Linked DNA regions of Homo sapiens: regions 2 and 3 are each linked to region 1. A link is a contact called in ENCODE Hi-C data. All regions are on one chromosome and are shown on one strand. The core of a region is the stretch at or near the end of the contact, and the rest is flanking DNA. Distances in the headings are between cores, read along the strand shown. Region 1 holds the start of TRIP10 (thyroid hormone receptor interactor 10). Region 2 holds the start of PRR22 (proline rich 22). Region 3 holds the start of RFX2-AS1 (RFX2 antisense RNA 1).

Region 1 (3,178 bases), core at 289-2,788:
TAGGATGACCTATGACCCCAGGCTGAGACCCCAGCCTTAGGCTAAGCCTTTTATTCCAGAGTGAGGCAATTGGAGCCCCACCCCCAGATTCCAGGCTAGACCGGACTCCGGGCTGAACTCTGACCCCAGGTGAACTCCCTCTCTGCAAGTTGAGTCCTAACTTCAGCCTGAAACTCTGACACCCCCTCGTCCCCCACACCACACACTGAGGCTTAATCTCTGGTTTAGGCCACCGATCTGGACTAGCCCTGACTCCAGATTGGACCTGACCCCTTACCGGGTTGCTAATCCTTCTGGTTAAGCCTCTGGCCTCTATCCCCTATCCCCACGGTGGTGCTGACCTGGACTGAACCCCAATTCCAGTTTGAGTCTCTGAGCAGAGGTGAACTCAGAACTTTGCTAGGCTGAGCCCCCATTTGAGACTAGCCACAGAACTCACTGGGTTCAATTGCCCAACTGCAATCAGACATTTTCTAGCTCAGAAGCCACCAGCAGGTGGGGCCAGGTCTCAGCAGAGACATCAGTCCCAGTGTGGGCTCCCAAGGCTCTCCTCCTGGGCTCAGCTGTATCTCTCTGTTCTGGGAGCCTGGGTGCTCTGTGTAAGGGGAACGTATACCCAAGGGCCCCCCTGCAAGACGCCCAGCCTTGTCTGAGGCTGCAGAGAAAGCGCCAAAGCCCGGAGAGAATGGGAGTGGGAATCCCCAGTGCCTCCTCTCCTCTTTCATTCCAGCACCTCAAAGGGATTTACAAGGTGTGAACAGACTTTTATGGGAGAGGTGACAGACTTCCCTTCTCCAGGGCCCAGATGGCCCAGATGTCTGGGGGAGGGGCGGAGTCGGAATCTCAGGGGCAGTACTGAGAATGAAACCAGGTTAAACTGGAAAATGGGCAGATGCAGGCGCGAACTGGAAGGCAGCTGGGGAAAGGCCTGGGCCTGGCGCCCCAAGGACGGCCTGTCTTCAGTTTCCCAGCGGAGACTCTGGGGGAGGGAAGGCAGGATGCGGTGCGGGAGTTAATGGACCTGGCCTTGGCGAAGGCGCGTCCTGGGTTGGATCGAAACCCTCTCATCCGCCCTGTGGCCGGAGGGACCAGACCATTAGTGGGACGAACCTAGACGCCTGGAGCCGGGCCGGCTCGCAAGAACGGGGTGACCTCAGGTTGCCCCTGCAATGGGGTTGAGGAAGGACTTCTTGAGTTTGGGGTTTTAGTGTCTTGGCCCTTTAAGGAATAATTGCGGGGAAAGGGGAAAAGGAGATGGGAAGAACCGTTTGGAGCGGGGAAGGAAGATGAGAGGACGAGAGGGACCCCGGGGATTTGGAAAAAATGGGTGGGGGTTCTTTAAGGGGTCGGTCCAGCGGCGTCGAGTGGCAACGTTGCTTTAAAAGGGGGCGGAGCGTCCGTTGGGCCCCGCCCCCGAATCGCAGTGCTTGGGCTCCGCGCGGGTGGGGGCGTGGCAGAGCGTGCAGGGGGGCGGGGAAGAGTCTGGGGTGGGCGGGGCCGGGCGGGGCGGGGCGGGGCCAGGCGCACCGCCCTCGGCTGAGTCTCCCCGGGGAGGGCGGCGGGCGGCGGGCGGCGGGGACCGGGTGCGGTGGTGGCTGCGGCGGCGGCGGCGGGAGCAGCATGGATTGGGGCACTGAGCTGTGGGTAAGTCCAATCGGCCCGCCTCTAAGTTCCCCTTTGCTGGGGTCCAGGCACCCCCCTTTTGTCCCCAATGTATCTTAGAGGGGGCTCCGCGCCTTTCCCTTCCACCGACCCCTGGGTCCCCGCCCTCCACCCTCCGCTCTCTCTCGAAGTTTATCTGGGAGTCTCAGCACGCTCAGGGGCGAAGGGCGACTTTGCCGGACCGGAGTGGGGAAACTGAGGCACAGGGTTGCGAATGAGGCGGGCAGAAGGAATCCTGGGGCCAGGCCGGGGCGGCTGAGAGAGGTCACCTATTTTGGGCGCCCTGGCCGGGCAGGCGGCTTATCTTACGGCCCCTGGGTCCCTGCCCGTCGTCCGCCTGTCCGGCTAGGAGGGGGGAGGGGACCCTCTGGTCACCCTCATCCCCACCCACGTGGGACCTAGAAGTCCTGACCGCCCTTTCCCTCGCCTTTAATCAACACCTAGGGGCTGGGGACGCTCATGGAGGGGAAGGGGGATGCTAAGCTCGGCCTGATCCCCCTCCCTGGCTTCCCCCTGCTCACCCCAGGCCCAGGGCGGGACCGCCCCCTGGTCGCCTATAACCTCAGCCCTGGAAGCCCCAGAAATTTCCCCCTATCCTAGCCGGACCTCTGACCCCTCCCCTTGCTGGGGGCGGTGGAATCCCTGAGTTCTTAGTGCAGCGGGGGTAACCAGACTGCCACCCCCTCCTCCAATTCTGCGATTTCTTTTGGATGTGTAGTGGGGTCAGTGGGGTAAATTGAGTCACCCATCGGGGGATCCCTGGAAGCAGGGAGATTCAGGGAACCTGGTGCCTGCCCCCTGGCCACTCAGGGGCCCCCAGTCTGCCAGGAACCCTGCCCCTCTGGCCTTGACTCACGCCGGGCCGGCCGGATTTTCCGGAATCCGGGGGGATTAGGGGAGCCCGAGCTGGGGGAGTGGCCCTGTCCCCTTCCACGCCCCTCTTGGCGGTCCTATGTCGGAGACCTCCATCTCCCGGCCGGGGTGGCTGGGGCCTGGGCGCTGTTCTCCGGCCCTTCCCGGGAAGGGGAGGGGGTTCCCGCCAGTTTCCTGCCTCCCCCCGCGCCACGCCGGGGCGGCGCCGGGAAGCCACTCCTTCTAGGAGCGCAGAGCCTTGGCCCTCCCTGGGAGTCTGGTCGGCGGGCTGTGGGGTCCCAAAATCGTGACCCCGGCCCCTCTCCCCTCCTCCCCCACCATGTCCCATGTCAGGATCAGTTCGAGGTGCTCGAGCGCCACACGCAGTGGGGGCTGGACCTGTTGGACAGATATGTAAAGTTCGTGAAAGAACGCACCGAAGTGGAACAGGCTTACGCCAAACAACTGCGGTGAGACCCTGGGGTGGACGCTACGGAGGACGCGCCTGGGGCGACGGGGAGCGGTGGGAGGGCTGCGGGCTCAGCCCTCCTACCTCTGTCTCCCCTTAGGAGCCTGGTGAAAAAATATCTGCCCAAGAGACCTGCCAAGGATGATCCTGAGTCCAAGTAAGGTTGGAGAGGGGCTGCAGGGCTAGATTTGTGGG
Region 2 (3,178 bases), core at 266-2,765, 950 kb before region 1:
TCAAAGGACAGCAGCTCCTCGGGCAGGCACAGCGAGCGGATGTCATCGGCTGAGTTCCCACCACTGCTGTCAGGCAGGGCCGGCCCAGGGACCTCGCACAGGGTACCCTCAGGCTCAGAGGCGCCTGGCAGGCAGTCGAAGAGCTTCATGGCGTCCTCCAGCAGAACCTTGTCAGGCAGTGCCAAAGCTCTGGCCGTCTTGGGGGCCTTGGCCTTGCCTGCTCCCAGCAGGGCCCCCTCCTTGACCTCGGCCACCTTGAGCTCGCTGAGGCCCGGTGGGTACAGGGGCACCCCAGGTCGGGCCCCACTGCCCTGCAGCTCCTTGACGGGGAAGGCCAGGGGTTCGGGCCCAGGGAAGTGGCCGAGGTGACCCTGGAGGTGGCTGTAGGCGTCTGGGGGCAGTGTGGGCTCTGCAGGCAGCGTGATGAGTACAGGGGGCGGCTTGTTCTCCTTGGGGGGTGGGGGTGGCAGCGGGGCCGGGCCTTCCTCTAGGGGCGGTAGGGGCAGCTCCACGAAGGCGGCGGGCCCTGCGTCCCCCACAAAACCCAGAGCCTCTGGCCCGGGGCCCTCAGGCGGGAAGTAGGGCAAGAGAAACTGGGGCCCCCCGGGTGCCTGCTGGTAGTGGGGGTATGGAGGCAGCCCCGGGGCCTTGAGGTAGGGCTGAGGCTCCAGGAGGTAGCTGCCTGGGGCGGAGGGGACCCCCGCTGGCCCCCCGCTGCTTGCTGCCAGCTTATACAGGGCTGACTGGCCCAGGTCGGGGGTGGTCCACTCGATCCGATAGATGCGGGGGTCGAAGAAGCACCCGCATGGGGCCATCTGGAAACCTGTGGGCGGCAGGCGGGTGCCCTGAGAGCAGCTGCTGCCTGAGGGGCCCAGCCCAAGCCTGGGGGCCTGTTTGGGAGATGCCACAAGAACCTTGCCATTGGGGGGCCCCTTTGGGGGACGACATAGATATTGCTTTGGGGCCCTGGCTGGGTGATGGATGACACAGAGCTTGTCTTTGGGGCTCATCTGGGGGACCTGTGTGAAGCATGGGGAGCAGAGGCCATGCCTTCAGGCTCCCACTTAGGGACGGGGCAGGGGCAAGATGGGCCTGCACACTCAAACCCACTCCCAGCCTCGTCAAGGGCTCAGGGGAGGCCGGTACCTGCTGGTGGGGCTGGAAACACCTCTTTCTCTGGGTCTGGGGGATGATACAGGTTCAAGGAGCCTGTGGACAAAGGTGCCCAGGTGGGTAGGGCCCTTAGGCGGGTGGGCCCCTGAACCCTCTCCAGCAGGTGCTCCCACCCACCCGATCGTACCCATAGCGGGAGGAGGCTCGGCACAGGTGGGAGCAGGCTGGTTGCCCAGCACCTCAGCCCCCTCCAGACTCTGCGGGCTGAAACCTTCCTGGGGAGCTGCAGGGGCACAGAACGGTTTGGGGTGCTGCATGGGGCAGCGGGGGGCCCGGTCCAGACAGGCCAGGAGGGCGGCAGTGGGAGTGCAAGTGGCCCAACCGGAGAACAGGCTGAGAACCTGGTGGGGTTCTGTTTGCCTGGTTACTCGGGGCAGCGGGTTCCAGCCTGCAGCGCGCCCACTGGTTGGGGTTCTGGGTGTTGGGGGCAAGCAGGGGCAGACGTTGGCAGACATGGTCATCACCATGGGAGGGAGGATTCTGGGCCAGGCCTTTGCCTCTTCCAGCAACACCCCCCTAACAGCTTTGAGGCCGCCTCCTCCAGGCAGGCTGCCCTGATCCACACCCACACAGGCTGAGGCCCCCCGGGTCCTCAACCCGCTACCTTCTTGGGGGTCAAGGCCTCTCTGGGCACCAGCAGCACCCAGCTTGGGGCAGGGCCCATGGAGGCAGCTAAGAGGTTTGGGGAAGGTGGGGGCCGAGGAGGGGCTGCTTCAGGGTCACAGAAAGGCCTGGATTTTAAAAGAATAAAATTTATTGTACTCTCCTCGCCCCAGGGTGCCCCTGGGAAAGCCTGAGGCTACTTGTACGCGTTGGCCTTGTGCTTCGGCAAGAAGGCGAAGCTGGGGGGCACTGGCCCAAGGAGCATCTCGCTGTGGGAGAGCAGGTGGAAAGCGAGGTCAGGCCCAGGACCTGCAAAGTACCCTCCGTGACCCCGGGCCCCCGACTGCAGCTCCCCAACTCCAGCCCACCCAGGCACCTGATGCGGATCCAGTCGGCTGCCTTCTGGCTGGCCATCAGCGTCTCCAGGTAGTCGCGGCCCAGGTAGTAGGGCGGCCGCTCGTTGATCCTCTGTGGGAGCCGCTCCAGCAGCCCCACGGGCACGTACCTGCGGCGGGTGGGCGGGCAGGACAGGCTTGAGTCAGCTCTAACCAGCCGCGGCCCACGCGCCGCCCACCCCAGCCAGCCCCGGTGCCCACCGGCACAGGAAGGACAGCCACTCGAGCAGAAAGCGCCGGGTCTTCTCCACGCCCTGCGTGTCCGAGCCCCAGTGCTCCAGGCCGTAGTTGGTGAAGTCCCGCAGGATGTCCAGGCGCTCGGACGACGAGATGTCCCAGTGCCGCTGCTCCTTGATCTCCGTGAAGAGCCACGGCTTGAGCAGGGCGCCACTGTGGGACGGGTGACGATCAGTGGGCCCAGCCACCAGCCTGCCTGGGATCGTGTGGCCTCTGCTTCCATGGCCTGGCCTGAGCCGGAGCCCAGACCACAAAACCTACAAGCCTAGTAAGCCTCCCAGCTGCATGCACACAACCTTCAAAGCACAGGACTTTCTTTTGTTTTTTCTGAGACGGAGTCTGGCTCTGTCGCCCAGGCTGGGGTGCAGTGGTAAGATCTCGGCTCACTGTTCAACCTCCGTCTCCCAGGTTCAGGCAATTGTCCTGCCTCAGCCTCCCTAGTAGTTGGGATTACAGGCGTGTACCACTACACCTGGCTAATTTTTGTATTTTTAATAGAGATGTTTCACCATGTTGGTCAGGCTAGTCTTGAACCTCCGACCTCAAATGATCGGCGTGCCTTGGCCTCCCAAAGTGCTGGGATTACAGGCGTGAGCCACACACCTGGCCAAAGCCCAGGACTTTCAACCCACAATCATCAGATCCCACAGCAGCAGCAATTTCCAGTCCCCTCTGCCGCAACGCAGCTGCAACTCCTGACATCGCTCTCTGCTCCTCCCATCTTGGGACCAACAGCCCACCACAGAACAGGGGTGGGTGACGGCGTGTTG
Region 3 (3,178 bases), core at 291-2,790, 680 kb before region 1:
CTCCCTGCGCCCCGGGACACGTGTCGCTGGTGACTCAGCCTGCTGTCTCCACCTGATACCATCTCTGCCTCCCCCTTCCTTCCGCTCCTGCTGCTACTATTTCAGTGAGCCCCTGCCTCCCTATCTCCTACCTGGAACCACCACATCCGCCTCCTAATTGGTCTCCCTGCTTCCAGCCTCTGCCCTCTCCCAGCCAATTTTCTTTCACATTGGGGTGATTCAAAAGATAACAATGTCTTCTCATTCCCTGGCTCAAAAAATCCTCCCAAGAATTTTCACCGCATAGACAGTGTGTGTGCTAAATCAAGGGATTAACTACCAAGGTGGGGGTTCCAGACCATTTCGATGTCGAAAAGGTCTGCTGTCTGTAGGATCCCTTCTTTAGAGGGTTGGAGCCTACCCTTCACACTTACAAGTCTGGCTGATCAAGACCTTGTCACCTGAAGACTGTCCGTAGGCAGGCAGAGAGCCCTGCCCCACAGAATGCATCCAAAGAAACGGAACATTTGGTTCCCTTCCTACTCCCGGCCCCGCCTCTGGATCTTACTGGGGAGTCGGCTGCAGCCGGGGGAAAAAGACTTTGCAACCTCCATTATTTATATAAATAAGAACAAATGCCAAGGGGAATGCCGAGTGGCTGGGAAGGAGGTATGACCACCCGGAGCAGAGGGAGGAGGCCAGGCTTCAGGTTCAAGTCCCAGGCTTGTCACTCGCTTACTGACTGTGGCAGTGGCCTTGGTTTCTTCATCTGAGAAAGGGGCTGGGAGGGGGAAGGGAATGATATAGCTGATGTGCCCACCCCGAGTGTGGATCCCAGCAGGTGCCTGATCAATGAAATATGTCCTAGGCAGGGGCGGGAGGATCCATTGAACCCAGGAGTTCGAGACCAGCCTGGGCAACATAGCGAGGCCCCATCTCTACAAACAAACAAACAAACAACAACAACAACAAACTGGGGGCCGGGGAAGGTGGCTGATGTCTGTAATTCCAGCACTTTGGGAGGTTGAGGCCAGAGGATTATTGAGGTCAGGAATTTGAGGTTGAAGTAAGCTGACTGCACTACTGCACTCCAGCCTGGGAGACAGAGGAAGACCCTGTCTCTAAAAAGAATAAACAAGTAACAAAACAAAACAATGAAAAACAACCAAAAAACCAAACTAGCCGAAAGAAAGAGGGACACAACCCCAAGGACAACAGCAGCGGCAGTAGCTGGTGGCCAGACCGAGCCCCAGACTGCGGGCAAAGCTGGTATACGTGGGGGCTGACTGACTCTGAGGAAGCCGTGACCACATCACCTCTGCTCTAGACACAACACACACGCAACTGAGGCTCAGAAAGGGCGAGCCATGAGCTGAAGGTCACAAAGCAGGAAGAGGCAGGCTAGACTGGAACTGGCTTTGGCTTGGGTTTGGCTAAGTCACTCCTTTAGGAGGAGGAAGCACATGTTTTTATGACTAGAGCCTCCGGAGCCACAGCTTCCCGACCTACGTGGAGCTTCCGTCTCTTTTCTGTATATAAATCGCTTCCCCAACCCCATGCCAAAGAGAACTCCAAATAACAACACAAGCTTAGCTTTTGCTTTAGAAGTTTCTAGAATTTAGTTGATGCTATTGGAGCTATCATGAACTGATACAGTCCCCGTGGGGAGTGACTGTATGAGCTCGAACTGGACTTGGACATTTCTCCAGCCCTCTGTGGTTCCAGTTGAGAAGTAAGTGCTCTTCATTCATTCTCAGTAACCAGGAGGAAAAGGTAAATCAGCGTGACTTAGAATGATCGTTCCCTCTGTCTATCCCCACAAGCAGTTCCCTGTGCGTTTAAAGCAGTGGGTTTTTCAGAATGTAAAGATCTGGGGGTCGCTCCCTGGCCAGTCGCGCATATTCAATATCTGCTCGTCCTTTCCCTCCCCTTCCAGAGACCAATGTCACCTGTCTGTCCTTTTCTGGTGCCTGGCCCTTGCTGGGGTCACCCACATCCCCTCCCGTGAGCTGCTGTGTCTCGTATCCCTCCTGTCCTGCCGCTCTCGCTCTTGCTCCTAGGCCGCCTTCTCCCTCATGCATCCAGCTACTTGGTTTGAAACTCTCCCCTGGCGCCTGCTCTGTGGGGAAAGCCGGGCTTCCTCTGATTCCGGATGGAGTGTTTAAATGAGATGTCCACACAACCCCCAAGGACCCTCTGATTCCAACGGAATTGGAGCCTACGCCTGCCAGACCCCCAGGCCTGAGCGCCAGCCCTTCACTGATCAGCTAGCCTCTGCCTGCAAGTCTAAGGTCTGCAGAATCGAGGGAGGCCAGCATGGCACACAGCGGTCCAGACTCGCAGTGACAAGGTGGCTGCAGTGCATGGAGGGCCACCGGAGGCTGGCACTGGTGTCTCCTGCACACAACGCAGGGAGGGTGAGGATGGGGTCCATGCACCTGCCAGGGTGGGGATGGACAAGACCCCTCCAGCAGGGCCAGGCAGGCTGGGCAGCCCTCTGTCCCTCAAAGTCCACCCGCCCATGACAGCTAAGATTAAAGTGACTGCTGCGTTGAAGAAGGAGGGAGGCAGAGAGACAGCAGCCAGCAGCTCCAAAGGGGATCCCAGGCAAGTGATGAGCAGTGGGGAAACCCTCTCTCCAGTCAGCTTGTCATGTCATACAGGCTTTCCTGACCTCAGCAATGCGGATATGAGGGGCAGGAATACACTCTGGGGTGGGGCCGTCCTGGGCACCGCAGGGTGCTGGGCAGCATCCCTGGCCTCCACCCACTCCATGCCAGGAAACCCCCCGACCCCTGTCTGACAGCCACAAATGTCTCCAGACATCGCCCAGTGTCCCCTGGGGGCAGGACCACCCCCATGGAGAACCACACGTCTAAGGCCACACCTTTACTCCACACAGCATTTCCAGATTCACCAAACCACTCTCCGTGCTTGTCCCCTCAGATTACTTCATGTCATGCAGCTGTTCACATCTGGCTTCTTGGCCAGCCAGCCCTTCTTGAGAAAACAAAGTCTGGATCTATGTCATCTCAGCAGCCCCCTCACAGATCCCTCACCCCAACCCCAGACCCTACGTAGCACATTGCCTGCAAAGATGCTCAAGACGTGTTTTGCAATGAACAAGAGAATGAGCAGCCCGCCTGCTCCGGGCTGCTCACCTGTTCTAGCCACCTTCACCATGTTGGCCTCCAGCTCC

The links. Hi-C counts contacts between places; a loop is a spot of excess contacts on that map. Pooled maps may share reads with other maps.
Region 2: a loop to region 1 is called in a pooled map, with 2.9 times the contacts of the local background. The contact joins the promoter of PRR22 here to the promoter of TRIP10 in region 1. A Hi-C loop is called at or near these places in 1 of 168 maps with a recorded cell type or tissue (CD8-positive, alpha-beta T cell), 3 of 37 single-sample maps with no recorded cell type and 14 of 50 pooled maps.
Region 3: a loop to region 1 is called in a pooled map, with 2.9 times the contacts of the local background. The contact joins the promoter of RFX2-AS1 here to the promoter of TRIP10 in region 1. A Hi-C loop is called at or near these places in 1 of 37 single-sample maps with no recorded cell type and 10 of 50 pooled maps.

Annotation. Positions count from the first base shown.
Region 1 is chr19:6,738,142-6,741,319 of GRCh38, forward strand. TRIP10 (thyroid hormone receptor interactor 10) reads left to right here and starts at 1,539. Exons shown (of 15, transcript NM_001288962.2): 1 at 1,539-1,644; 2 at 2,869-2,984; 3 at 3,084-3,140. The coding sequence starts at 1,621. RefSeq lists enhancers at 96-864, 944-1,033, 1,054-1,183, 1,633-2,400 and silencers at 1,384-1,663, 1,704-1,793.
Region 2 is chr19:5,783,231-5,786,408 of GRCh38, forward strand. It overlaps PRR22 (proline rich 22), which reads right to left and starts at 1,516. Exons shown (of 3, transcript NM_001134316.2): 1 at 1,301-1,516; 2 at 1,147-1,209; 3 at 1-823. The coding sequence starts at 1,430. It overlaps DUS3L (dihydrouridine synthase 3 like), which reads right to left. Exons shown (of 13, transcript NM_020175.3): 11 at 2,373-2,561; 12 at 2,153-2,281; 13 at 1,910-2,045. The coding sequence ends at 1,973.
Region 3 is chr19:6,061,058-6,064,235 of GRCh38, forward strand. It overlaps RFX2-AS1 (RFX2 antisense RNA 1), which reads left to right and starts at 1,541. Exons shown (of 2, transcript NR_199041.1): 1 at 1,541-1,711. All of the region lies in intron 1 of RFX2 (regulatory factor X2), which reads right to left.